Linked DNA regions of Mus musculus: regions 1, 2, 4 and 5 are each linked to region 3. Evidence: chromatin loops called from intact Hi-C (ENCODE). Cell type or tissue: left cerebral cortex. All regions are shown on one strand.

Region 1 (5,000 bases), 81 kb before region 3:
CTCCCTGCTAGTAGCCAGTGGCCTGAGATGGTGAACAGCTTTGGATCCAGGACTTTGGGGCTTCTGAACTTCCATGTCTACAAGATGTGTTGCTGTCCCACTCTGGAGTCCTTGGGACTAAAGGGTTTTTTGAGAGGTGAGACAGTCATAGCTAAAACTAAGATGGAGAATCTTTGTCAAAGCATGCTAGCTAGCTGTCGTGAGTGAAGGCACGTTGTTCGGTCTGCACAGAGGACCCTAGGAAAGCCTGGTTTGGTAGATGAGGCATCAGAAAGCAGGGAGAGGTCCATGAGTAGGCGATACAGACTTCCTTTCGCTGAGGTGAAGAACTTTGTTGCTGCTAGCTCTGTGCAAAAGTTTCGGGAAGACTCTTGCCTGAGGCTGAGCCTTTGATAGACTAAAGAGGGAGTGTAAGGCTGATTAACCTGGATAGGCTGAAGGAGTCAAAGCCCAGAAATGGGTGTGTCCCGTAGAGGCCCCTTGTGTGCTTTGTTTCTATGGGGCAGTGGATGGGGCACTTAAGTCCTGGCTGGCCTAGGGGTGGAACTGTCTAGTGCCCAGTGTGGGTGCTTGGCTGCAGACTGTGGGAGAAAAACAGGCTTCAGGGAAGGCCCAACAGTCCTCTAAGGAGCCTAGCCCTCACCCTAACCGTCAGCAGGGAGGAAGTGGCCTCGCCTGGAACTGAGCTAGGGAGCCGACTGCTCTCTCCAGGACCCTACCTTCTAGGCCCCATCTAAAACGACTGACCATCTCCTGTGGATCCCCTGACTGCAGTGGGCAGAAACCACAATTTAAATGTCTCAGGAGGCCCGCTAATTAGAATGTCAGCACTTCTGTGAGAAAGTGTTAGGGGGACACACTGCTTTCTGCCAGGCTCCCCACAAACTCTGCTTAGCGTTTACTGGCAGGTGGGGTTTGCAGGTTTAACGGATCCTTTAGTGCTAAAGGACAAAAGCTTTCCTCTCTTGAGACTAGAGCAGATGCAGGCATCCAGCATCCCTGGAGTTGGGAGCTGATGGAGAAGTCCCCTCTCATCTCTGCGAGACTTCGTTCTAGGTTTCTCAGTCTCCTGGGTCCTGGTCTTCCTTGCTCTCCCTGTCCTCACAGACTCTAGCCAGCTCCGATTTCCTTGAATTTCTCTCTCTCCCAAGGGTGTTTCTGCCCTAGGAGCGCCTCTTTCTGGTGCCTTGTCTCAGGGTCACTGCGCCCCAGGCTCGCAGTCCATGTCTTCATCCCTGCCTGGCCCGCAGCGTCTCCGAGCTGTAATCCGGAGTCTGTCTACGTCTGTCTTTCAGCGAGGGTCGGGGTCTCAGTGGCCGCAATCAGTGGGCTGCGCCTCCCGCGCGCTGCGGTGGCCGCGCGGCTCCGGGCGGGGGTGCGGGCCCGCGGGGGCGGTGTCGGGCGCCTTCCGTCGTCAGTCCCTCCCCGGCGGCGCGGAGGGGGGGCGGCGCGGTCGCCGCTCGGCTCCTTTAAGGGAGCGGGAGGGAGCGGCGAGGCGGCGGCGGTTGCGGTGGAGGCGGCCGAGCGAGCGGGGCGGGGGCGCGGGGCGCGGCGCCCGGAGAGTCCGCTCCGGCCGAAGGCGCCGGGGCCCGGCCGGGAGCGAGCAGCGCCGGCAGCACAGCGGAGCCCGCCGCCCGGGACATGGCCAAGGCGGGCAGCGCAGGTGAGCGCGGCGCGGGGCGCTCGGCGGGTGGCGGGAGGGATCGCTCGGCCCAGGTGAGCCCCCCAACCAGGTGGGCGGAGGCACAGTGACCGCGGCGACCCGCCCGGACCCCGGGGCGTGCATAAGGGGCTCCGCGCGCCCTGCGTCCTTCCCGCGCCCCCAGTCACCTCGTGGGACACCGCATCCCGCTTGCCCCGCTGCACTGGGTCAGGTCCACGGCTCCTCAGTCCAGTCGGCAGTTCGGAGCTGTCGCTGCCCTCCGGGAGACCGGGGGAGTAGACCCCGGCACCGGAACCCAAAGGGGATGTCCCGCGGTCGCTGATCCATCCCACGCCCCAACAAACCAGGACGCGCCCCCTTGTCCTGTCACTCTCTATCTTGGATGCGACAGTCCCCCGCCCCTGCCACCAGCTGGGTTAAGAGACCCAGATTACTGGTCCCGTCGCTGGAGGGGTACACTATGGCTGGGGAGCCTCCCCGCCTCCCACCTGACCCAGAGGCAGAGCCTCAGGTGCCGGGCTAGGCAGGCGGGGCCTCTGTTGGGGTCCCATGGGCTCGGCTCTCCTGCAAGCTCAGAGCTGTAGCCCAAGGATCCCAGGGAGTAGGTGTTAGTCGTCCCTTCATTCATCCAGTCAGGCGTTCATTCACCAGCATCTGCTCTGATGTCAGGCCCTGTGAGTTGGTTAGGACCTGGAGGGGACCAGGTTTAGCCCCGGACTCCCCACTCTGTGCCCTGGACCCCTACAGTGCCCTAAAAGGCCAAGTTGAGGAAAGCCAGTGTTCATAGGGCTGGCCACAAATGGATGAGGCTGGTCTCAACAGTCCTGAGCTTGGGAGCTCTGGCGTGTGAGAATCTGCCATGAACTCACTCCCAGCCTGTGACGTTGGCAGGTGCCATGCCATCCCCGTGGGGCCTGGTGTGAACCCCACTTCTCCACCCATAGGCATGGCAAAGATGGAATGAACATGACCACCTGCCCGCACTCTAGATGTGAGTGCCATTGAACTGCCTGCGACCCTGGGACAGGTCCCAATCCTTGGCATGGACTGGCCTTGTGACTCAGGTGTGGCAGAGGAATCCTGTGAGGGAGAGGCTGTTTGTGTGAGACAGCATAAGCAAATGCATCTAAACACCCCCTTTCCCACTTCCCTCCCCTCCCCTCCCGAGGGAGGCACAGTGAGATGACACCAGGAGGCTGGAAAAGGCTCTCTGCTCCCTTCTTTCTCCTGCCTTGGTCCCTCCCCACCCCTGCTCTTCATAAAGGAAGAGCATGCGTCTCTGCTACCCATTCTACATGTGCTCATGTGTGAGCACAGGTCTGGACGTCCGGATCCAGGTCTCTTGCCAGGGCACCACAGTAGCAAGAGTAGTTAGAGAAATCTCTTCTTGACCTGTGTACCAGGTAACATACTTAAGCCCTTTACTGCCCCATGATTCTGAGAAGTAGGAAGGTACTCCCCTTTTAAAGCCCTTGGAAGCAAATAGCTCCCTGAAGATGGCTGGGAGGGTCTAGGTGAGCCTGGATGCAAGACCAAGGTTTTTTTTGGTTTTGTTTTGTTTTGCTTTTGTTTTTTTGGATGCTAAGGAATCTTTCTACTCCCCTCCTCATTCTGGGAGAAGGGCAGCCCCAGGTCCTATGAATTGGATTGTGGGTCTTTTGGTCCCTAGCTGAGATCCATGGGGAGAGTGCCCTGCAGAAGGTGAAGAAATGGCCAGGCCTCCCAAGACTGCTGCCTGGGGCTGCTCTACAACTTTTCCATTTCACAGTCTCAGTCCTTTCCCTCAGAGCAAGCCAGACTTCCCTCCTCTGTGACCACCTGCCTGGTGCCTCTCTGTCTCTTACTCAGCTGCCACCCCAAGGAGCTCTGCAGATGACCTCTGGCAAGATCTGACCACGCTTCTCAACTCTCCTGGGCAACGTGGCAGCCTGCAAATATCCCTTCTTTTCTTTAGCTACCTTAAACCCAGTGACTTAAGGATGCAGAGTATGGAGGAATGCCTGGCCTCTCTCATCAAGCACATTTACCTTGAATTATATAGCTTATATATAATTCAAGGCCAAGTTCTTCTATTCATAGCTGAGGAAACTGAGGCCCAAGAGAGAAAGATGGCAATTCAGTACCATACACAGACTAAAAGGCAGAAGGATCAGCCCTCCACCCTGAGAGGTGAGAGGAGACTAAAGGGAGGTTGTAGGAAATCTTGCCTGCGAGTGAGGGGGTCTGCTTCCTGATTTGTGTGGGATTTCCTCTGAAAACCGGCCAGTGGTCCGGCTACTTAAGGAGGAGATGGGCTTTGGGTCCTGGCGCTGTTGTAACCGATGCCAGGCTGTATACTCTACAGTTCCACCATCACGTCGTGGTGGTGAATGGTGGTGCTGGAGCGGCACGATGAACATCCTGAGCAGCCAGCCAAGGCTACAGCAGCTGTGCCAGGAAGGCAGTTCAAGGACTTTCATGTAGCTCGGAGAATCCAGGCACAAGAGAAAATGTAATCAGATCCCAGACAGGATGAGATTCATTTGCAGAGAGTGGATCCAACTTGATTATTACCAGCCTTCAAGCTTTGGGGCAATCTCAGCCACACAGAAATCAAAAGAGTTGACTGTCCCAATACTTGGAAAGGAAGAACGCTCCTTGGTCTTGTTCTGTGGACAAGAGAAGACAGGATGAAAACCAGAGGAGGGAGGAAGGAGAACAGAACTGGAACTCTATAAAGGAAATGATAATTCTCTGCATAGAGCCACCCATGGCCAGAGGAAGCAGCAGGTTGGAGCAGCGAAGGCTGGGTTCTCTAGCTGGATCTTCAAGGCTAGCAGAGTTTAGACAGAATGGTGGCAAGAGCCAGGCTGCCTGGTTCTGCAGAAGCTTAAGCAAAGGCTGGGGATATGGATAAAGGGGAGACAAGGGGCTGTGACAGAAAAATCCAGCTGGGCTGGGGTGCCAGGTTCCTAGAGGCTTGGTGCAGAGGTCAGAAGGAACTCCAGAGAGAGCACCGGGGCCAGAGGAGAGGTGGTAAGGTTTGTGTGTTTGGATAAATCCCTCTGGCACAATGTGAGGGCTCTGGAGGCTGGAGGGCTGCCAGCATGGGAACTGCCTCTGTTGGGAAGGGCTTGCTCTGCCTCTGCCAGCAGCCCTGCCCCTCCCTTCCTGTGAACCTTGCAATGGCCCTTCTCTCTGTCCCCCAGCGGGACAGCAGGGTGGGTTTGTCCCCAGCCAAGTGTAAGTGGGAGACCTGGATCCTTAGTTGGGCCAGGCAGAAACGCAGCAGACAACCAATAGAGTTTGTAGAGCTCTAGGAGAAGGGCAGGAATGTTTGGAGAGCCCAGAAATCATG
Region 2 (5,000 bases), 93 kb before region 3:
AGATGCCCTTGAGCCGGAATAGGCAGCTTCCTCCACCCCTGGTCCCTCCCTTCCCTTGAAAGCATGGTTTGCCCTAGATTGCCCTCCAGCTCTCTAATCTTTATTCCATGTCTAAATGGGGGAGTCTACTGGGAGCCCCAGGCCCTTGCCAAGTGCTCCATCTGTGTTAATCAATCCCTGTGAAACCAAACCCGGCATACACTCCAGCTTCACAATAAACTCAAAGAGAGTCTGCAGGCTTTTAGAGTGAATGAGAAAATGGATTGAGAACAATGGGAACTGTGGAGGGTCCCTGTAGAGGAGCAGATACTGAAGGCTGAATGGCCATGTCAGGAGCAGGTCAGGCTTGACAGGAGCCTCCCCACCCGCTCCTGCAGGCGTATCCTGTTAGTTCTTTGGCTTGTGCATCTGCTCTGTATGATGGAGGAGTCTTGGCAGGTCTATGGCCTACCCAGTCTCCTCCCAGCCCTCCAGCCTCTGTCAACCAGTTAGAAGGCTCTCTGGCTAGCATTTGCTTTCAGAAATTCCAGGCATGTGTATTACCAAAAAAAAAAAAAAAAAAAAAAAGTGGGGTTACCTGAATGCTCAGGTTTTTGTGTGAATGGTTCAGGGCTTCAAGACCTGAGCTTTCTCTGTCAATGTGTCTGGTCCTCCTTCTGTTCTGAGCTGGGGCCCCATACCAACAAGGGAGTGCCGCTGTATTGTCTTATGACCTGTGTGGGTCACAAGCCACCTGAGGCTGGGAGATAGGGTACTGGCTAGAGCGCTCCCCTTGAAAGCCTTTAATTAACTTGTACATGTTCATAGCATTAGTCAGGAGCAAGCCCTCAGATTCCCCGTGCAGACTAAAGGGACTATTTCCATCTGAACAAGGGGATTGAAGCAGGGGTTACTACTAATCTGAAATGTCAAGATTCCTTAAAGCCCGACCAAGCTTGATGTGCCGGGGTACACCTGTAATCCCAGCGATGTGGGTGGCTAAGACGGGAGGGGCACAGTTCGAGGAGGCTCGGGCAGCACTGAGTTCATAGCCAGGCTGGACAACTCAGGGAGACTGTGTCTCAGAAGTGAACGAGGTGAGGGCTGAGGTAAGGTGAAAGTGCTGAGGTTGACCTCAGTGGTAACCAGAGCCGTTAGCTATCGCATGTGTAGCAGGGTTCTCCAGAGGCCCAGAACTTACGGAATGTCTCTATGTATTAAGGGAATTTATTGAATTGACTTACAGGCTGCGGTCCAACTAACTCAACAATGTCAGCTGTGAATGGGAAGTCCAAGACTCTAGTAGTTGCTCAGTTCCACGAAGCTGGTTGTTTCAGCTGGCCTTCTGACTAACTTGGAATCCTGAAGAAATAGGCTCCAGCAGATGTGCTGGCAAGTAGGTGCAAGCAGGTGAAGAAGAGGGAGCCTTCCTTCTCCCAATGTCCTTGTGTGTAAGCCTCCTGTAGAAGGTGCAGCCCAGATTAACGGTGTGCACCACCACACCTGGATTTGGAACTTGCTCTGTCCCAGGCTGGTCTTGAACTCAGTCTCCTGGGATTAAAGGTGTGTACAACCTTGCCTGGGCCTAGGCTTTTCATGGCCACTATGCCTCAAGATCTGGATCAAAAGCATATGTCATCCTGTGTCATGATCCGGGTCAGAAGCTGTCTTAGTCAGGGTTTCTATTCCTGGACAAAACATCATGACCAAGAAGCAATTTGGGGAGGAGAGGACTTCCATATTGCTGTTCATCACCAAGAAGTCAGGACTGGAACTCAAGCAGGCCAGGAAACAGGAGCTGATGCAGAGGCCATGGAGGAATGTTCTTTACTGGCTTGCTTTCCCTGGCTTGCTCAGTCTGCTCTCTTATAGAACCAAGACTACCAGCCCAGAGATGGCCCCAACCACAAGGGGACCTCCCCCCTTGATCACTAATTGAGAAAATGCCTTACAGCTGGATCTCGTGGAGGCATTTCCCTAACTGAAGCTCCTTTCTCTGTCATAACTCCAGCCTGTGTCAAGTTGACACAAACCTAGCCAGTACAGAAGAAGCCTGTCTTCCAGACTCAAGATCTAGATCACAGGTGTGCCCTCCATTTCTGGATTGTAGTTCATTCCAGATGTAGTTGAGTTGACAGGCAGGAATAGTCATCACAACACACCAACATGCAAAGCCCCGGGTTGGGTGGCAATGCTGAAAACCAGACAAAAATCTGGCCAAAGCCCTAGATTGTTAGGAAACACACACACACACACACACACACACACACACACACACACACACAAGTCCAGGTATGCCAAGCCCAGGTTCTGCACCCAGAAGCAATGATTCCAAGTCCTGGCCCCACCCCTTCAACAGTCTGTGGTTATTTATGCATGTCCTCTGCACCTTATCCTACCCAGAGGCAGAGTATTAGCCTCTTCTCTGCAGATGAGAACAAAAAGCCCAGAGTGGGGTGGGATTCCCAGGAAATCACAGAAAGTGGTGTGTGTGTGTGTGTGTGTGTGTGTGTGTGTGTGTGTGAGAGAGAGAGAGAGAGAGAGAGAGAGAGAGAGAGAGAGACCTCCAGCCTTCTTCCCAGCTTGTGGCTGGTTTCTCCACCTCACAAGCATTTCCTCTGACTGGTTAGTTATTGTGTACTCTCCATGCACAAAACCAAAACCACTTCATACCCCCACCCCAGGAATTTATAATGCTTTCTCTAACAGGGGAAGGGGGGGGTGGAGAGGGAAGGGAGAAATCTACTTCCCAGTTGAAGTCCACAGGACCTTGACTGAGGGCTTATGGTTAAGTTCTACTTCAGACAGATTGACTCTGAAAAATCCTAGTTGCTTTTATTTCACAAAGAGGAACTATTATAATGCCCTGATATTAAAAACGTCACAGCTTGGAGAACTTCAACATGACATCCATGGCCTCTTTGCTGGACAGGCTAGGGTGACAGGTGCTAGCTAGACTTTGGAGAAACTAGAGCACTTGGCAGCAGTTTCCTGTACTAGACTCCTTCCTGCAGAGGGCGCTGCTGAGTGCCCACTGCAGGCTCAGAGTACCTGGCTCAACTCACATGCCCAGCTACAAGGCAGGGGCTGCAGTGTTTCCTGAAGCTTTCTGTGACCTTTAATCTTGGAATCTTGGCAGGGCTTTGGGAAATTGTTGGGTCTACATAATGAACCTACCCACAGTGTCTTTTGTTTGGAATTCATGGTGCTAGCTCCCATCACAGTTTAAATGGTCATGGCTGTACTCTTCCCTCTTTATAGCCCCCAAATTTCCAGGTCCCCATCCTGGAATGTATTCATCCAGTCTAGCACTGAGCAACCAGGCCTGACCTGAATGAGCAATACAAAAATGGCGTTCCTTTCTGAGCCACTGGCTTTCAGATCCTTTCACTGGCCTGGTGTGGTGAGGAGAGCTACTATCTGGCCAACATCTTCAGTCAAAGAAAAGATGGCTGCAATGTTCATAGCTCCTGGCCCTCTCAAGCTGCCTCAGTTAAGCCAGTTTTGGGGGCTTCCTTTTACTCTCTGTGAGACCCTGACAGCTCCTGTGGATTCCTGGGGGCCTGAGAGGGTTCCTTACAATAGGGGGCACACATGTCATCTGGACCACCTATGACTGCTGAAAGCCAGGCAGCCTGATCACCAGTACACATGAGGCTTCTCCTGGCAGCAGGGGCTGGAAAATAAACTTCTTGGGGATAGAGAAGGAAGAAAGGAGGGAGGGATGAGACAGACAGACAGACAGACAGACAGACAGACAGACAGAGACAGAGACAGAGACAGAGACAGAGACAGAGACAGAGACAAAAATATCATCATCAGCCAGGGCAGGCTGCTACAGATTCATGGGAAGGTATGAGCTAGGAGCCTCTTCTCTCAGTTACTATGGTATCATTACTGCCCAAATTGTGCATGTATGTTCACGTGTGTGCACATGTGTGTACCTGTATGCATACAGGTGTGTATGTGTGTATGCACAGAGGTCAGATTAATGTCAGGTTAACCTCAATTGAGGTTTCCTCAATTGCTTCTCTGCTGTATGTGTGTTGTATACATGTATATTTACATGTGTGGGGAGCACATGCTTGTGCATGGGGAGAACTGAGGCAACCTTTTGAAATCTCCCCCAACCACTCTCCCCTTATATATCAAGTCTCTTTATTGACCGTAGAGCTCTCCGGTTCAGCTAGTTTAGCTGGCCAGCTTCTGCCTCTTACATGCTGGAATGACAGACAGTTCTATAATGCCCAACATGGGTGCTGGGAATCTGAAGTCTAGCCCTCACGTTCTCATGGCAAGAACTTTCCCTGCTAAGCAATCTTCTCAGCTCCCCCAACCCCGACCCGTTTGAGCCTGGACCAATTCAGCTATGCCAGCCTGCCAGCTGCTTAGAACTTCCCCTCTCTTCCTGCTCAGTGCTGCTGCCCCTTAGTTGATGCTGAGGACTGGAACTCGGGTCCCCATGCATTTTACTGGCAGAGCTGCCTTGCCAGCCTCAGGTTTGATTTGGTTTACAGTCACTTAATACTCAGCGTGCTCTACCGTTCAGCAAGATGCTGGGCACACTGGGCAGAGTCAGGATCTCTATCCGGTCTAGTCGGCTCCCTAATTAGAGTGAAGGAGGCCTCCCCTGCCTAGTGGTATTCAATCACCAGGTGCTCTGAGCCAGTCAGAACACACGGCCCCTCCCCACTCTGTGTCCCTTGTAAATTCTGTGACTGAGATCTGAAGTGCCCAAGAGCACTTTCTTTTTAGCCTTGCTTCCTGCCCTTAGAGACAGATTTATATAAAATAACCTGGAGGGATTTCTAGAACCACATCTCTATTCCCCAGCAGCCTTCCTGGGCCAGGATGTTTCCGTGATGGACTATGATCCTTCAACTTGCAATTTAATTGGCACCTGCTTGGTGAAATGTCTCCCACCGCTTACAGAGCGGCTGGGAAAGGGGTGTTTCCATCTCCATGATACCAGAATCATCCCTAGGGTGTCCTTTGCCTCGGCATGTAATCTAGTATATCTT
Region 3 (5,000 bases):
GGTTATTTGTTCAATAGATATCTCAGTGCCTATTGAAACAGGCCCAGTTGTGTTCCTTGCTGCCTGGTGCTGGTGGTTCTAGCCTGCTTTTTTTGAATCTGCCACCCAGAGCTGTAATTCTTGTATTCGCACCTGGGAATCATTAGATAGGCAAACTCCTGGGCTCAGCAAGGCAGCAGAAACTCGGGGGTGGGGGTGGGGGTGGGGGGAGGCTGGGACATCTTTGTGTAAAGCCCTCCAGGGCTCTAGAGGATTCTGATGCTTTGGTTGGGGGTTGGGGAGTTGGGGGGGGTAGAAGGGAAGGAGGGAGAGAGAGAGAGAGAGAGAGAGAGAGAGAGAGAGAGAGAGAGAGAGAGAGAGAGAGAGACTCACACATAGAGAGCAGGAGCAGACAAATGAAAACTACACAAGTTCAAATTTTGGTGTCCATAAATAAAGTTTTCTTGGCACACAGCCAAGCTCATCTGTTTATGTATTGTCTGTGGCTGCCTTTGCAATGCAGTAGAAGAGCCGAGTCGAGTTGCTGTGGCAGAGCTCAAAGCCTAAAATATTTACTATTTGGCTTTTCAAAGAAAAAGTCTGCCAATCCCTGATCTAGAGAAAGAAAGGCATGGAAATTGACAATTACTGGTGTGTGGCAGAAAAGGGGCAATATTGGCAAACAGAGGAGGAAGGTCTTAGGTCCGCCTGGGGAATCCCGAGTAGCTGATAGTAGGTAATAACTTGTGGGCTTAGTCTTGACATATGAGTGTGAGTTGTCAGGTAGACGGCGAAGCAGCGTGTGCTGGACCTGGGGAAATATAAAGAGGTTAAGACGGATGTGAAATCAAGCTTTATTTGGGAATAGCTCTGTGGGAGGATACATGTGCCACAGTGGTTTATGAGACTATTCAAAGAGATTGAGGCAAGGGGAATTTTTAAAGGCAAAAAAGGGAGGGGGGATGACAAAATATATCCTAAGACAATACTGTTGGTCTGCAACAAGCAGTAACAATGATGACCTCATTCTGAGGGTGAATGGACAGGTACCGAGCAGATGTGCTTGGAGACATCCTGCTTGTGTAATATTGAAGTTGACTTTTTACATTTAAGGTTTTATATTTTAGATCATGTCTCACTGCCTAACCCTGGCTTGCCTAGGACCCCCAATGTAGAACAGGTTAGCCTCAAACTTACAGAGATCCATCTGCTTCTACCTCCCAAGTGCTGGGATTAAAGGCATGTGCCACTATGCCTGGAGGCTGAAGGCTTTTGTGTAAGGTTGTGGTCCTGGCAGTGTGTGTGTATGTGTGTGTGTGTGTGTGTGTGTGTGTAAGAGAGAGAGAGAGACAGAGACAGAGAGACACAGAGAGAGACAGAGAGAGAGACAGAGACAGACAGAGACAAACAGAGAGACAGACAGAGAGACAGAGACAGACAGAGACACAGAGAGAGGCACAGAGAGGAGGAGAGTTATTCTCAGGCCACCATGACTGGGAATCCTTGTTTCATAATCTCCTGGCTTTGATGGGGTTGATGACCCAAGCGATTCCACTTTGACTTTGACAACTTTCAGCAGATGGAAAGTAGCCTAGAATGTTCTCAGGATACAGAGATACAGAACAGGGTTATGTGCAGGCAGGGTCAGATCAAGGACAGGTGAGAGCTGAGGCTGTAGTTATCACGAGACACCCAAGCTTGGTAGGTCTTATAAACTCTGAAAACCAGATCAGCTCTTGGGATCTCTGCTGAGGGCAGTGCGGAGCAATGGGTAAGTCTGAAGTAGGGCAGTGACAGCATCTAATTTGGGTTGTAGAAAGATCCCCCCTGGCAGCTCACAGGAGAACGCACTGGCAAAAGGAAGGGGGGGTAGTTAGGAGGCTGTTATTCCAGCAAGAGACAGAAGTCTAGAATCCAGACAGTAAGCGTGAGACCAAGAGAAAGGCGTGGAGAAAGTCAGGAGAATCAGTTGGTGGCATTGTCAGAACTTGGGAATGATTACAGGCAAGGAGCTCTCAGATGCCCCATGGCCTGGCCAGGAGAGATCAAGGTGCCATTGGGTTTATTCGCATTGCTCAAGGTGTATCTCCAGGGTCTCTCTCTCTCTCTCTCTCTCTCTCTCTGTGTGTGTGTGTGTGTGTGACACACAATGGGTGCTCAATAAGTGCTAGTGGAATGAGCGCACAGATGAATACATGGATGAAATGAGAACGGATACAGGAGGAGGAGGAGGCAGGGAAAGATGAGATCAGACATGAACATGAGGCACACGGATCATGAGCCATGTGGCTTCTAGCACATGGATCAGGGCAGTAGCCTGGGCTGCAGACTGAGGCTGTGTGGGAACAGGCATCCCCCAGGAATGGCTGGATCCAGGTGAAGCTGTGATGGGCTTCTGAGAGCAGAGTGAAAAGCCAACAGAGAAGAGTGAGGATAGGGAGGGTTTCCAGGAGAGAGAGAGAGAAAGAGAGAGAGAGAGAGAGAGAGAGAGAGACCCTTTCTTGTGAAGGTGGGACAGTGACAGCTGTCTGACAGCTGAAGATTGGGCAGTGAATGATCTTGGTGTGGAAAGGACAGTTCTAAAGGCCAAGAGGATAGAGCAGGTGGGTACAGAGTGAAGGTAGGTCTCATCCTGGAGCAGGTCGTAAGGGTGGGAGGCCTCAGGCGCTCCATGCGGACAGTGCACACCACCTCTCTTTCTGCCCTTGTGACAGACACCTGAGAAGTTGACTTGAGGGACGAAAGTCTTACTCAGCTCATGAGACCAGAGGTGTCAGCCTGTGGTCTGCTGGTTCCATTGCTGTCGGCCTGCTGTGGGAATAAATTATAGTGTTGGGAGTGGGTGGCAGAAGAAAGCTGCATGCCCGGTGGTGGCCTGGAAACAGAGCAAGCCAGAGGATAGCTTCCTCTAACTAAGCCTTCCCTAAGTCCATCTAGCTATGAACTAACTCATTAATGGATCAGCCCCATTGACGAAGTTAGCACACACCAGCTCGTCACCTCTCAATGGCACCACCTACTGGAGACCAGGCTTAGTGCACATGTGCTTGTAGGGTACACTTCACATTTGAACTATAGCTGACAGTAAGTCATCCCAGTGATGACAGTGCGTTTTAAAGGAAGGAAACTGCAGCTCCGACTTAAGTCCCCTGTTTTAGCTAAGGTTACTGTTGCTGTGGTGAGATACCATTACCAAAAGCAAGTTGGGGAGGAAAGGATTTGTTTATCTTATACGTCTGCTTCCTAGTTCATCATTGAAGGAAGTCAGGACAGGAACTCAAACAGGACAGGAGTCTGGAGGCAGAGGCTGATGCAGAAGGCATTGAGGAGTGCTGCTTACTAGCTTGCTTAGCCTGCTTTCTCTTTGAACCCAGGACCGCCAGCCCAGGGATGGCCCCACCCACAATGGGCTTGGCCTTTCTCCAGCAACCACTAATTAGGAAAATGCCCTGCAGCCAGATTTGATGGAGACATTTCCTGAGTTGAGGTTCCCTCCTTTCAGATAACTCTAATTGTGTCAGATGAGCACGAAACTAAACCAGACTTCCTCAGTGAACATCATAGGACAAAGGGTGACACGGATACATCTCTACCAGTTGGGTGAGATTAGGGTGATGAGCTAAAAGAAAGCACCCCTAGACAAGGGGGGGAGTTCACCAGACCAGCTATCAGGAAGCACATAGCCAGCCTAGAGCTTGCCTCCAGTTCAGGTTCCATAATGCAAAGAGCTCTCTAATGTGAGGAACTGGGGCAGGGAAGGGGCAGTCATCTGGGGGTGGCTTTATCAAAGGTGGATGATGGCTTGGTGTCTGAGTGCAGATGAAGGGTTCCTCAGCGGGGGCTTCCTAAGTCTTCCTCCCTCTTCACCAGCTTGCTTTTGTGTTTCAGTGTTTCATCAAAATCACTGCTGCCTATGGCTCCACGAAAGATATCTCTGTCTACAGTGTGCTGGGCCTCCCTGCCTCCCAGATCTTCATTGTAGGCCGGTCCACCAAGAAGTACCAAACCCAGTGCCAGGTGTGTGAGGGCCAGGGAAAGGGGTTGGGGCAGCTCCCAATCATCCAGTTACCTGCTCATCCTTTCTTTTATTCATTCACCTCTACTGAATGATGCCTTGGGCCAGGCCCCCTGCTGGATGCATGGGAGAATCCAAGTGGCTGCGATGTAATGGCATCTAGGGGAAGGGAAAACATCAATGACTTGTATAGCATAGCAGTGCCATTCTGAATGACAGAATAATGGGGCTTTGGAGATGAGCCACATACTTAGACTTTAGGGCAAAACTTGCTTCCGGGGAAGTGGGTGGAGTGGGGACGAAAGACAGTTAGGAAGAGCTTGGCATACAGACATAGGGGAACCCTGTTATGATAACGAGCCTCCCTGCTACTGGTTTTGGAGTCCGGGAGAAGCTGCAGACTCTCACGGAGGATGTCTTAGGGAAGTGGTGGTGCCGGGAGACAGGGTCAGATGCTAACCTGACGCTTGTTGCCCCCACAGTTCCTGAGCGAAGGCTACGCAGCACACCTGGCGGCACTAGAAGCCAGCCACCGCTCTCGCCCCAAGAAGAACAACTCGCGCATGATCCTGCGCAAGGGCAGCTTTGGGCTGCACGCGCAGCCAGAATTTCTGCGCAAGCGCAACCACCTGCGCAGGACCATGTCGGTGCAGCAGCCGGACCCACCGGCCGCCAACCCCAAGCCCGAGCGGGCGCAGAGCCAGCCCGAGTCCGACAAGGACCACGAGCGGCCGCTGCCCGCTCTCAGCTGGGCGCGTGGGCCCCCTAAGTTCGAGTCGGTGCCCTGAAGGGTGGGCGGTGCTCAGTACGGTGGGCGCAGCTAGGCGGCCTGAAGGGATGGGAAGGGTTGCCTTCTCCCTGACACAGGCGTTTTCCTGCTTTTTCCCTCCCGTGTCTGTCCAGCAGTGTCCGACCAGAGCAGGGAGGGACCTTGCCCTGACATTGGGGAGCTCTCTGGGCTGAGATGGGGTGAAACCCGGGTTGTCTCAGTGAAGTCGCCGCCGCC
Region 4 (5,000 bases), 100 kb before region 3:
AATCCTCGAGACTGAGACCCACTGGCAAGCTCTGACTGCACTGCTCTTATTCATTCCCTGCACCCCGGGCCCCTGCTCTGAGTTCCACTTTAGTACAAAGTGCAAGGCGCTTTTCATCAGTGAGCAAAGTAGGAGATTGCTTATATTTTTTTCTTAAGTTTTAAATATGCCTCTTGTTTTATATATTTCTGAGCTTTCACTATCCTACACTGTTTCTTCTTAAGTTATTGGAGGCCATGTGCTTGCCAGGCAAGACGTACACTAAGAATGAAAACTTAGGACTTCAGGGAACCTAGATTCCAACGTGGGATATTCAGAAAAATGGCAAAAAACATTTCCCGGGACATTACCAGTGAGCATAGGTAGTAGCCAGTCCAGACAGAAAGGGGAAGACAGGGGGCTTTAGGAGCCATGTTGCTTTGAGGCAGGGTGAAGAAAGGAAACCCCTGGCCTGCCACCTGCTGTGCGAATGAATGAGCCGTGCCCTTGTGTTTCCCTCAAAGTTGGGTGGAGAAGCAGTGGTGGGGGATATATAGAGAGTGAAGGGAACACAGGACGAGATGGTCACTTCTGCCTCCAGAAATGACACGTGTGGTGATTTAGACCTCTTTTCCCCTGAGGGCAGCTGTTAATAGAAAAGCTGGATTAAAAATAAAATGCATACATTTGAAGGTATCAAGATACTAACTAGGTAATGAAGAACAAGTAGGTCAGGACCCTGGAGAAGAGAGCACAGCCCACGGTGTGGTGCTGAATGGTTCACTCTGGAGGAGAGCACTGCCACAGCCTCCTGAGACCAGAAGACAGAGGCTGGAGCCCACAGTTAATAGCTGAAACTGAAGTTTCTTCACTTTGTTGGTTATGGTGCTGGTATTGAACCTAGGACCTTGTATACTCTGGGCCAACCCTCTGCTGCTGAGCTACATCCCCAAGCCTTGTATCACTTCCAGTTGAAACCTTGAAAGGTTGCATTCTCTGGAAGGTCAGGTGATCTGGGTATAAATGGGTCTTCGTAGGGACCCCACTGAATATCACATCTTCTCAGTTGCTGAGGTGACTCTAGACACTGTTGTTCCCTAGGCCCCATATGTAAACAAACATATCTTCTCTGGAGGAAATCATATCATAGGAGGCTTTGTTTACTTCTGTAATGTTCATAAACAATGTCTATTTTATAGTGAAAATAGCCAGGCAACAGAGAAGCAATCAACAGACAGCACATCCACAGCAGCTCCAAATAGTGAAACTTTATAGACTCAAGGAGCTGCCTGCTGGGTAGAAATAGGAGACTCAACCTAGAATTCTGCCAGAGGCCTGGGAGCTCGCCAGAATCCAAACATACATCCATGGGGGTAGTGGGTGGGGGAGGCAGGGAACCATAGTTTCTGAAATGAGGAATGTATTAGATAGGCACAATAGCAAGTTGGACACAATAGAAGGGAAACCTGGAAGCTTGGAATGTGGAACAGCGTGTGTGTGTGTTTGTGTGTGTGTGTGTGTGTGTGGGTGGGTGATGTGTGTGTGTGTGTGGGTGTGTTGGGTGATGTGTGTGGGGGTGTGGGGGTGTGGGTGATGTGTGTGTGTGAGGGTGTGTGTAAAGGCATAATTAAAGATGAACAGTGAACTGGGCAACTAGGCAATCATGTGAGGTTCTGCCTTGGGAAAGGAGAGTAAGAGAAGGATTCTGAAACAGTGTCCAGAGCGACAGAGCTGTCATCTCCATAGTAACAAAGGCCACGAAGACAGAAGAAGCTCTAAAAACCCCAAGTGAGTCTGAAAATATCGCCATATGATTTATGTATTAGTTATAGGTGGAAAATAGTAATTTATAAGGGAAGAAGCCTGGCAGACATAACCATATCTGAGTAGCGAAACTCAGCAGTCACCAGTGAAGGGACAAGCTCTGAGGGGATACAGCATCCCCCTTCTGCATCTGTTCCAGAACTATGCAGCTGACAGTGATTATAAGAGAATACTAAACAACCCAGGATATGAGGACAATGAGGGGAAAAAGCTTTACTCTCCAAAAAAATGTTCTGGTCTGAAAGAGAGACTGAGGAACGTATTTTAAAGGAAAGAAATCTTAAGAGACATGACAACTAAATAGCCTGGATTGGATCCTGGATTCTAAAAAGTTTTAAGGGCCTTATTTGGATGGATGTCAAGGTTTGAATAAAGTCTGTATGTAAGATTAGATAATGGTTTACGGTAATGTTACTACAGTTGTCTACACAGTGTCTTTTCTAGGACACACTGAAGTTCTTGAGGGATTCCAGGTTTTCAACATAGTTTCTAACAGTTCAAATAAAAAAGGATGTGTATTGTGTATACATGCATATGTTTATGTCAAGGTTTCTGGGATATGGAGGACCTTGCCCTTTCCTACAGAGAAAGCACGCATCTCCTCTGAGCTGGGCTGGACTGTGGCCAGCTTATTCATTTCCAGTCAGCTCTGATTTCAGCCATCTCAAGGGTGAGGTCCATTCTGCCTGTTTTGGTGATCCTGCAGGGCTTGGGGCTCTAGGTGCTACCATCTTAATATCTGGGAGAGCCAGGCCTCCCCCGCCCCCTCCCTTCTTTTTCTTTTCCAGAAACATCTTGGCTCTTACGGGCTTTTGATCTCCACACAGTTTCTGAGCTGATTGACTAGGTTTTCATGAATACTGAACAGCTCTGTGTTTGGCTGCCCACGCCTTCAGCTGTGTCCTTTGTCTTCCAGCTTTTCAGATGAGCTGGTAGATGAAGCACTGGGGGCCGTGGCTGCAGAACTGCAGGATGTGTGTGAAGACTATGCAGAAGCTGTGTTCACCTCAGAGTTCCTAGAGGCCGCTGCATGAGAGCTGTCCAGGCAGGGCCCTCAGATCACTGCCGGAGAGTCAGCGCCACCCGCTGTCAGCCCGTGGGGGAATCTCTGTCCTCAGCTGCCCACTGAAGGATGCCAGGGAGCTCACCCTCTCCTTGTCTTAGCAGTGCTTCTAGAAGTTATAAAAAGGTGGGTTACATTTGCTAGCGCCTGAGGAGCATGAGACAATTAGAAAGGTACAACATTTCAGAATGTATAATTTTCCTCTGACTCAGTTGGAAATCAAAATGTTTTGAAAGGTAATGGATAAAGATATTTCACATAGGGATTCCAGCCTCTGTTAAACCCATGGGGGTGGAGGGATCAGTGCTAATCCAAGTGCCGTTACTGTCTGGTCCCAGCACCTGGCTCCTGTTGGCAAGTGTGCTCATCACATTGTCACTGGTGGTGTCGCCTTCCTGGGCGGCAAGCTACATGGAATGCAGAGTGGTGGTGCCACTAAGCCTCTGCTCAGTGGCAGTGGAAGTGGGGAGCCCAGCGCACGGGCACACGGAACACACAGGCCCAAGCACACCTTGCTCCGTGGCTCTCACTTTCTAGGGTGTTTCACGTTCTCAGTTTCTCAGAGTCACTTATTGCTGTTTGGACACATGCTAGTATAAAAAGCATTTCTCTGAATATAGAAGAATTTGAAGACAGGCCTTCCCCATGCCAGCTCACTCCCAGAGAGCAGAAGCGTCTGCACCATGGAGCATCCCATCTGGAGGAGGGAATCAAGCCGGTGACTTGAGGACTTTGGGCTCTTCTGAGGACCAACGATGCTGCGTGGCCTTTGAAGGCTCTTAGGTCCCGGTGGCAAGGTCCTCAGGACTCGGGATTGAGAAACAGAAAAGGAATGTGCGTACAAATAGGCAGTCACCCGAAAAGACTTTTCCTGGATCCGTTTGCCTCAGCTATTTGTGGGAGGCTTGGTGAAGGAAGGGTAAGGAACAAAGGGAGAGACACCCAAGGACGAATGTGAGTCTGTTACCACAGACGCCTCGACATGGTCTCCTGGGGTGGTTTCTAAGGTACCTTCCTGTTTAATACTACATAACCTCGGAAAGGACATCAAGGGACTCATAGGTCTTCAGTCTGGAGAGTTAAACATGTACACTTGAACCGGTAGAATCCCTTGTCATTGGTAGTCCTCATTTGTCATTTGCGGTTTTTACTGTGCTGATTAAAAAAAAATAAACTCAGTATTTTAAATTGTGAACATGTCTATTTGAAGTAATTTACATCTCCTTTTTCCCACAGGTAATGTGAAATGGAATTTACAGGAACCACTGGGAAGGGAATACTTTTGTATTTGATATGAACATAGTAGACTATTTGCCACCTCAGAGAAAAAGGAATGCTAATAAAACCTAACATTTATTGAGCACATACTAGAGTATTGTACTAAAAATGTCCCCTGCATAACTTAATGTGGGGTGCACTCTGTGTGAGAGACACCACCACACCCCCATTGATAGATGAGAGCAGGAAGGGAGAATCTGGGCCATCTAGCCTGATGTCATAAGATAGGCCACGGTCATGGAGTCACTCTCCCATGAAGATTACTGTGTCATGTGCTCCTTCCTCTCCCTGTCCCCACTCAGTATCCTAGACACTGCCTCTGGAGCAGAGCCTTTGCTGAGTACGTCCTGCTGTAGCCTGTTCTTACAGGTCTGACCCAGCCTCCTATACCAGGTGACCCTCACTAGCTCAGGTGGGTGAGCCTCATCCCTGCCCCGTGTCCAGGGTCTGCTTCGGAGCCCAGACTTGCAGTCACAGTGAGACAAAAGTGAGCCACAAGAAATAAGAATTTGGAAATGAAGATTAAATCCTCCGACTCTCTTAATGTTCCTGCATACAGCCTTGCAGCCAGAGCACTAGAATGTTTGCTGCGTGAACTAAGGCTGAGCACACGTGAGTCATTCTCTAGTTCCCTTCAGCTTTCTCATGGCCTGTTCCACTTGAGCGTGTTTGTGCTCCGTGAGCTGCCCCAGGCTCGTTGAGGTGCCTGTGTGCTCTTTAGTGCCCCCTTCCACCATAGGCTGACTTTCACTGCCGGCCAGACTACTGTCAGTCACCTGTTTGCTCCTTGTCTCTGTTAGACTGAGGGCAGGGATTCGGCCTAGCACTTGGTTGCTCTGCAGGTACATTTGAATTA
Region 5 (5,000 bases), 150 kb before region 3:
GATCCAGCTGCCTCTGTCTCCCGAGTGCTGGGACTAAAGGCATGTGCCACCACAGTCCGGCAAGGTCATCAAATCTTAATCTTCAGAGAAGATCATCTCCACAAGGCTGGATTGACAGCACTCAGACTCCACAAGTTTTTGAGGCTGTAAAAAGAATGGTTAAGTTTTCACTGTTGCTATGAATATTACTAGGGGTGGAGTGAATTCTACTTTGAATGACAAGTTTTTGAACACAAATTATGCCATCAGCTAGTTATAACAAGCTTTATTAAATAGTTAGGATGCTTGTGTCAAGATGAATCATTAAAACACTTGGCCTGAGAGGCCTTGTATTTCCACACTAGGAAGCCCCATAGGCTGAAAACAAGAGACAGCATGCCTGGTGCCATCTCTTTCCCTCAACTCTTTAATTTAGGATTCTAGGGGCAGGGCTGAAATAGAGGGAGAGCCCTTTTAAGCCTGAAAAGTGGGTTTAGAAAACATTGACAAAGGTGCTTTCAGAAATGAGTCAACTTTCTTCTGAAGACAGAATCTTAAAAGTGGCTTAAAAATACACCCCAGACACTAATATCTGCATTATTAATAGTTTGTCAGGATTGGCAGAGGAATGGACACCAACTTGTGTGTTTCTGATGCACTCTGAACAACAATGTGATGTTGGAAATCAAAGGTCAAGATCTTTTCAAACTTGACTCAAAAAACAACTTGAGTTTTAACTACATTATAGCTACAAACATAAAGGTAGACACTTACTGTTCCATATTTAAGTAGTGTAGGCACTGCGGTTATTTTCAGTTTTTGTCTGAAGTCATTATTTGGGTCTTTCCAGCTGTTCCAAAATGAAACAGATAATGAAAAATACTACTTGGTTCATTACAGTTTACTCAACAGTTGACTTATATATAATATACTTGTAACCACTGCTTTTGTTAACCTTTAAACATTTTGAGAACTGTAACTTATGTGTCACTTTCTGCAAAGTTTAAAGTGTGGCTAAGATAAAACAAATGTAAAGTCAATAGAGTTCTGAACTTATTCCAGACCCAATTCATTAATGATGATATGTGGTTGAACATAAACTGTAAATATGAATTCAGTAATTCTAATTGTTTAGCTTATCAGACAATACCTAAAACACAGAGCCTGACCAATTATCTGAGGTCCTTTTTACCCAGCTTTTTAATAATATAGTCCATGTCTGGAGATACGGTATACATGACTTACTAAGGTTTGTCTCCTACTTGGCAGTAGATGAACACACAGTCTTCGGTAACATGCTTCAGCCCCTCTCGAATGACTGGCTCAGCTTTTTAAAAGAGTTAAAAAGTAATTACACATCAACTGCGATAGCCCACGCCCTCCCGTCCCCAGTCTTAGACTTTAACCGGTTGTAAGATAGGATGTTAAAGTCGCGTGTCCTCTGGACTCGTGAATCACTTAAGTCCTAGTCCTGATTGTCTTTAAGACACAATCAGAAAACTCAGCATACATATATGATGACGGAAAGATCAACTCCTGAGTCTGGTCTTTTTTTTTTTTATGAGACACTAATCGTTTGGGGAACTGAGAATTTTAAAGAACCTGGTTCCAAGATCCGAATCCATGATAAAAATGAGGGTCATCCTTGGGTGGGGCAGTAAGGGCCTAACGAGAGACGGGGTACAGCTCAGGCGCTTCTGCGGGTCTGCAGGACCAAGATCCTCATCTCATCCCACTTTCTGACTTCAGCAGGGGCCTTCTTCCTAGCACTGCTGTGGCGCAGCAACCCCCAGTCCTGGTCCCAGCCTCACCTTCCACGCAGTCCGGACACCAGCTCTTCCCTTCGGTATCCTTAGAACCGCTGAAGTAGGCGAAAATGGTCTTGCCCTCATGCTCCTTCACTGCCTTGTCGAACTCCTCGAAGCCCAGCACGCTCACCTCCTCGAAGGTGGCCATGGGTACAACAGTGCGGAGAGGAGCACGGGAGGAGCCCTAGGGTCCTGCGCCCCCAAGGCGGGGCCCAAGTAAGGCGTGGACAAGGTTCCGGGTGGGCGGGGCCGCCGCAGCAGAGTGGTGCTACGGGAGCCTTGAATAGCCATAACTCCTTAGGGCCGTCCTTTTGGTCTGCTGGAGTTTCTTTTTGGCGCCAGTTTCCCTCAGACAACTAGACGCCTGACCTGGTCTGGTCCCCACCCTGGCTTCATGGACAGTGACGGCAAAGCCCGTCGCGGTACAACACCTTGATCCTCAAATGGCTCAGGAAGATCAACGGCTCCCAAACAGCCGCGCGCCTGTTGCCATGACGACTGGGCGAGAGGCCGGAAGCGAGGCCTAGCGTGGGGTCGCCTTACGATCTCTTGGTGGCCGCGCCGCGCCCAAACCAGGTGGGCTTGGGCCGGAGCTGGGGGAATTCTGGGAAACTGCATTAGACAGAGAGACAGTGAGAGACCTCGCCCCAGGCTTGCCTTGCAGCTCCGCCCCTCCTATTACCTTTCTATTTGTCAGACTTTAGGGGGGCCGGGGCCGGGGGCGGCGTCCGGGATCGGGCGGGGGTTTGGAGAGAGCTGGGAGGCAGAAAGGCAGCGAGGACTGGATCCGAGTGTTGTGAGTGCGTGTGCGGGGGAACAGATGCAAAGAGAGCGTGTCTGAGGTTGCATTGGGGAAAGGAATTGTCCAGGAGCTGCGACGCCGGCACGGGGGCCCTTGCCCGGGCTACGCAGGTGTACACTGGCAGCGAAGATGCCGGCTCATTGCATGAGGGCCCGCAGGTTGCGTCGGGGTGTTCGGCCTCTGTGGGCGAGGAGGTGGGGTGCAGGGTTATCCCGAGGCTATGGAGTAAGGCGCCGGGTGAGATCTTCAGTGCGGCGGATGCTCTGTGCAAACATAGGGTGGCTACAGAATGGTCAGCAGCCTTTAGAGAAGAGGACTGCGGAGCCCGCAGTCCCCGCTAGGGTGAACAGGGCCTTTGGGATACCTGGGACTGCAGGCTCGGTTGAGGCAGCAATGGACCCCAGGACAGTGTGGGTGAACGGGACTGTGGGCGAGCCCGAGGTGGTTGGGCCTGCTGGGTCTGTGTGGGTGACTGTATCTGGGGAGGAGGAGCTAGACAATAGGAGCTCTCCAAGCTGTGAGAGAAAAGGTCGTCCAGGAACACTTGGCCATGAGAGCATCCTGGAACTGTGGTTGAAGGTGCAGGCTATGAGGGTAGCGTCGGGATGCTGGGAAGGAAGCAGAGTGGAGCTCCATCCCGTTCCCGTGGGAGAGGGGCCGATCGAGAAGGGTATTCCTGGGCGAGCTTCCTGGGTAGAGACCAGCCGAGGTGGTGTCACCGGACCCTGGGTGAGAGGCAATACTAGGACATTCCCCCAGGCCTCAGGACTGCCCACAGCTAGGGGAATAGGGGCCGGTTGTGAGAGAGTCTCTATCCTTTGTAGGCAGGGACAAGCTGGGAAGACACCACCTCCTGTGGGTGGACCTGAGGTAGTAGAGAAGATAGACTGTGTTTCCTCTGGACCTTGGGAAAAAAGACAAACTGTGGTGGTGCCTGAGGCCATAGGATGGTCTCAGGTCTTGAAAAGGCCCAGAGCTGGAGAAGTGAGGGAATGTGAGGGTACCTCATGTCTCTGTGGGGGAGGGCAGTCAGGGCAGTTTTCTGGGGCTCTGGCAGAAGGAGCTGAATATGGGCATATGTTATGGGAAAGGGGGCTGATGGAAGGGGGCCCTGATGCCCTGCTGGTACTACCCAGGGCCATGGAAGATGGAACTACCTCCCACGGGGGCCCAGGGTTGTGGCAAAGGAGACAAGAGATGGAAGATATAGGTTCTAGGGGTATTCCTGGTCTAAGGACCATGGGACAGCTTGTAGGAGTGCCTTGTGCTAGAGAAGAGGAAGCTAGATGTGGAGGTGACCCGGGGTCATGGGGTGCAGCACAGGCTGTAGAATTGTGTGCTTCTGAGGAGCATGAGATAGGTTCTCGAGGTGCCCAGGGCCTGTGGGGTATAGAACAGGCAATGGGAGCACCCAGGGCTTTGGGGAAGGAGGCAGATGATGCAAGTATTCCAGGACTGTGGGGAAAAGGACAGTTGCCAGGTTTGCAGACAGTGGTGGTACCAGGAGGTAGGGAAGAAGAAACCAGCTATGACGTTTCAGGCCTGTGGGAGAGGCAGCAGTCGGCTCAGGAAGCTCCTCTGGCTGAGCCATTGCCGGGGCCGGTTATGGAGGAGACATACAATGGGAATCCTCTAAGCCTGTGGGAAAGGAGGCAGGTCATGAGGGAGCCGGAGGCTCAGGAGCCTGCAGCTTTAGGAATACATGGGGCTGTGGATCAGGATGTCAGATGTGGCGCTCTCTCCTGTCCGTGTGGAAGGAGGCGAGCTGTGGGATTGACGGAAGCAGTTGTGCCAAAGCACAGGTGGGCCACAGAAGGCGTACCCTCGGCTCTGGGTGTACCTGCTGCCTTGTGGGTGTGTCAGGAAAGCAGCTCTACAGACGGGGTGAACCTGCCGGGAAGAACTCAGGTTGCCTGCGCGAGACCTGTGGCTCCTGAGGAGTGCTCATCTGTGCTAGAGGATGCTGAACCTGGGGCTCTCCCATGTTCATGGGGAAGGAGACCGGCTATTGGGGTTCCCCTGGCTCCTGAAATACCTGGTTCTCTGAAGATAGAGGCTGGCTCCAGAAGTTTCTCAAACTTATCAGGAAGGAGACAGACTGTGGGTATACCTGTGACAGTAGGGGTATCACCAGCTGGTGTGGGCGTGGCTCTCAGGGGATCTGGTTGTGTGTGGGAGCACAGCTGTAGGAGAGCCTCAGACTCAGGAGGCAGGCCACCTACAAGGGTACCAGTGACTGTGGGGCTCCCCGAGTCCATGGGGGATGCGACACTCTCTGCGGGTGTACAGAGAAGACAGCCTGCTGTGATGCCTGTGGCTGCTAGAATTCCCACAGCCGTGGGAGAGACCACAGCTTCTGGGCTCTGTGGGCCTCATGGGGTAGTGGATAGAGGCTGTGGAGAAAGCTCGGG

What was found. Hi-C counts contacts between places; a loop is a spot of excess contacts. Peaks named below come from ENCODE experiments on the same cell type or tissue, not always from the same donor. Only the 100,000 strongest peaks of a DNase experiment are listed, where the experiment ranks them.
Region 1: a loop joins it to region 3, with 4 times the contacts of the local background. A loop is called at or near these places in 18 of 42 quality-filtered maps.
Region 2: it touches region 3 in a loop (8-fold over the local background); 20 of 42 quality-filtered maps call a loop at or near these places.
Region 4: it touches region 3 in a loop (3-fold over the local background); 18 of 42 quality-filtered maps call a loop at or near these places.
Region 5: a loop joins it to region 3, with 4 times the contacts of the local background. A loop is called at or near these places in 18 of 42 quality-filtered maps.

The regions. Positions count from the first base shown.
Region 1 is chr11:72,132,317-72,137,316 of GRCm38, reverse strand. Pitpnm3 (PITPNM family member 3) reads left to right here and starts at 1,428. Exons shown (of 20, transcript NM_001024927.2): 1 at 1,428-1,663. The coding sequence starts at 1,642. In left cerebral cortex, no CTCF peak of the experiment used is centred here; DNase peaks (open chromatin) are centred at 2,664, 4,097, 4,494, 4,716 and 4 more places; H3K4me3 peaks cover 2,354 bases; H3K27ac peaks cover 3,992 bases.
Region 2 is chr11:72,143,371-72,148,370 of GRCm38, reverse strand. No RefSeq gene overlaps it. Among named protein-coding and RNA genes, the nearest start is that of Pitpnm3, 10 kb to the right of the region's middle. In left cerebral cortex, a CTCF peak has its summit at 2,990 (motif pointing right); DNase peaks (open chromatin) are centred at 98 and 2,996.
Region 3 is chr11:72,050,837-72,055,836 of GRCm38, reverse strand. Pitpnm3 (PITPNM family member 3) reads left to right here. Exons shown (of 20, transcript NM_001024927.2): 19 at 3,868-3,996; 20 at 4,477-5,000. The coding sequence ends at 4,782. Gm46286 (a long non-coding RNA gene) reads right to left here and starts at 4,668. Exons shown (of 3, transcript XR_001780248.2): 1 at 4,455-4,668; 2 at 4,049-4,153; 3 at 309-790. In left cerebral cortex, CTCF peaks have their summits at 3,012 (motif pointing left) and 4,115; DNase peaks (open chromatin) are centred at 548, 2,994, 4,207 and 4,554; H3K4me3 peaks cover 807 bases; H3K27ac peaks cover 1,091 bases.
Region 4 is chr11:72,153,158-72,158,157 of GRCm38, reverse strand. 4933427D14Rik (RIKEN cDNA 4933427D14 gene) reads left to right here. Exons shown (of 19, transcript NM_001361564.1): 19 at 2,720-4,229. The coding sequence ends at 2,837. Among named protein-coding and RNA genes, the nearest start is that of Pitpnm3, 20 kb to the right of the region's middle. In left cerebral cortex, a CTCF peak has its summit at 2,889 (motif pointing left); DNase peaks (open chromatin) are centred at 1,884, 2,431, 2,726, 3,233 and 2 more places; H3K27ac peaks cover 1,512 bases.
Region 5 is chr11:72,204,559-72,209,558 of GRCm38, reverse strand. It overlaps 4933427D14Rik (RIKEN cDNA 4933427D14 gene), which reads left to right and starts at 2,077. Exons shown (of 19, transcript NM_001361564.1): 1 at 2,077-2,363. Txndc17 (thioredoxin domain containing 17) reads right to left here and starts at 2,005. Exons shown (of 4, transcript NM_026559.3): 1 at 1,791-2,005; 2 at 1,225-1,306; 3 at 754-829; 4 at 1-144. The coding sequence starts at 1,935. The coding sequence ends at 76. In left cerebral cortex, CTCF peaks have their summits at 2,926 and 3,492; DNase peaks (open chromatin) are centred at 2,969, 3,435, 4,115, 4,833 and 1 more place; H3K4me3 peaks cover 3,868 bases; H3K27ac peaks cover 3,457 bases.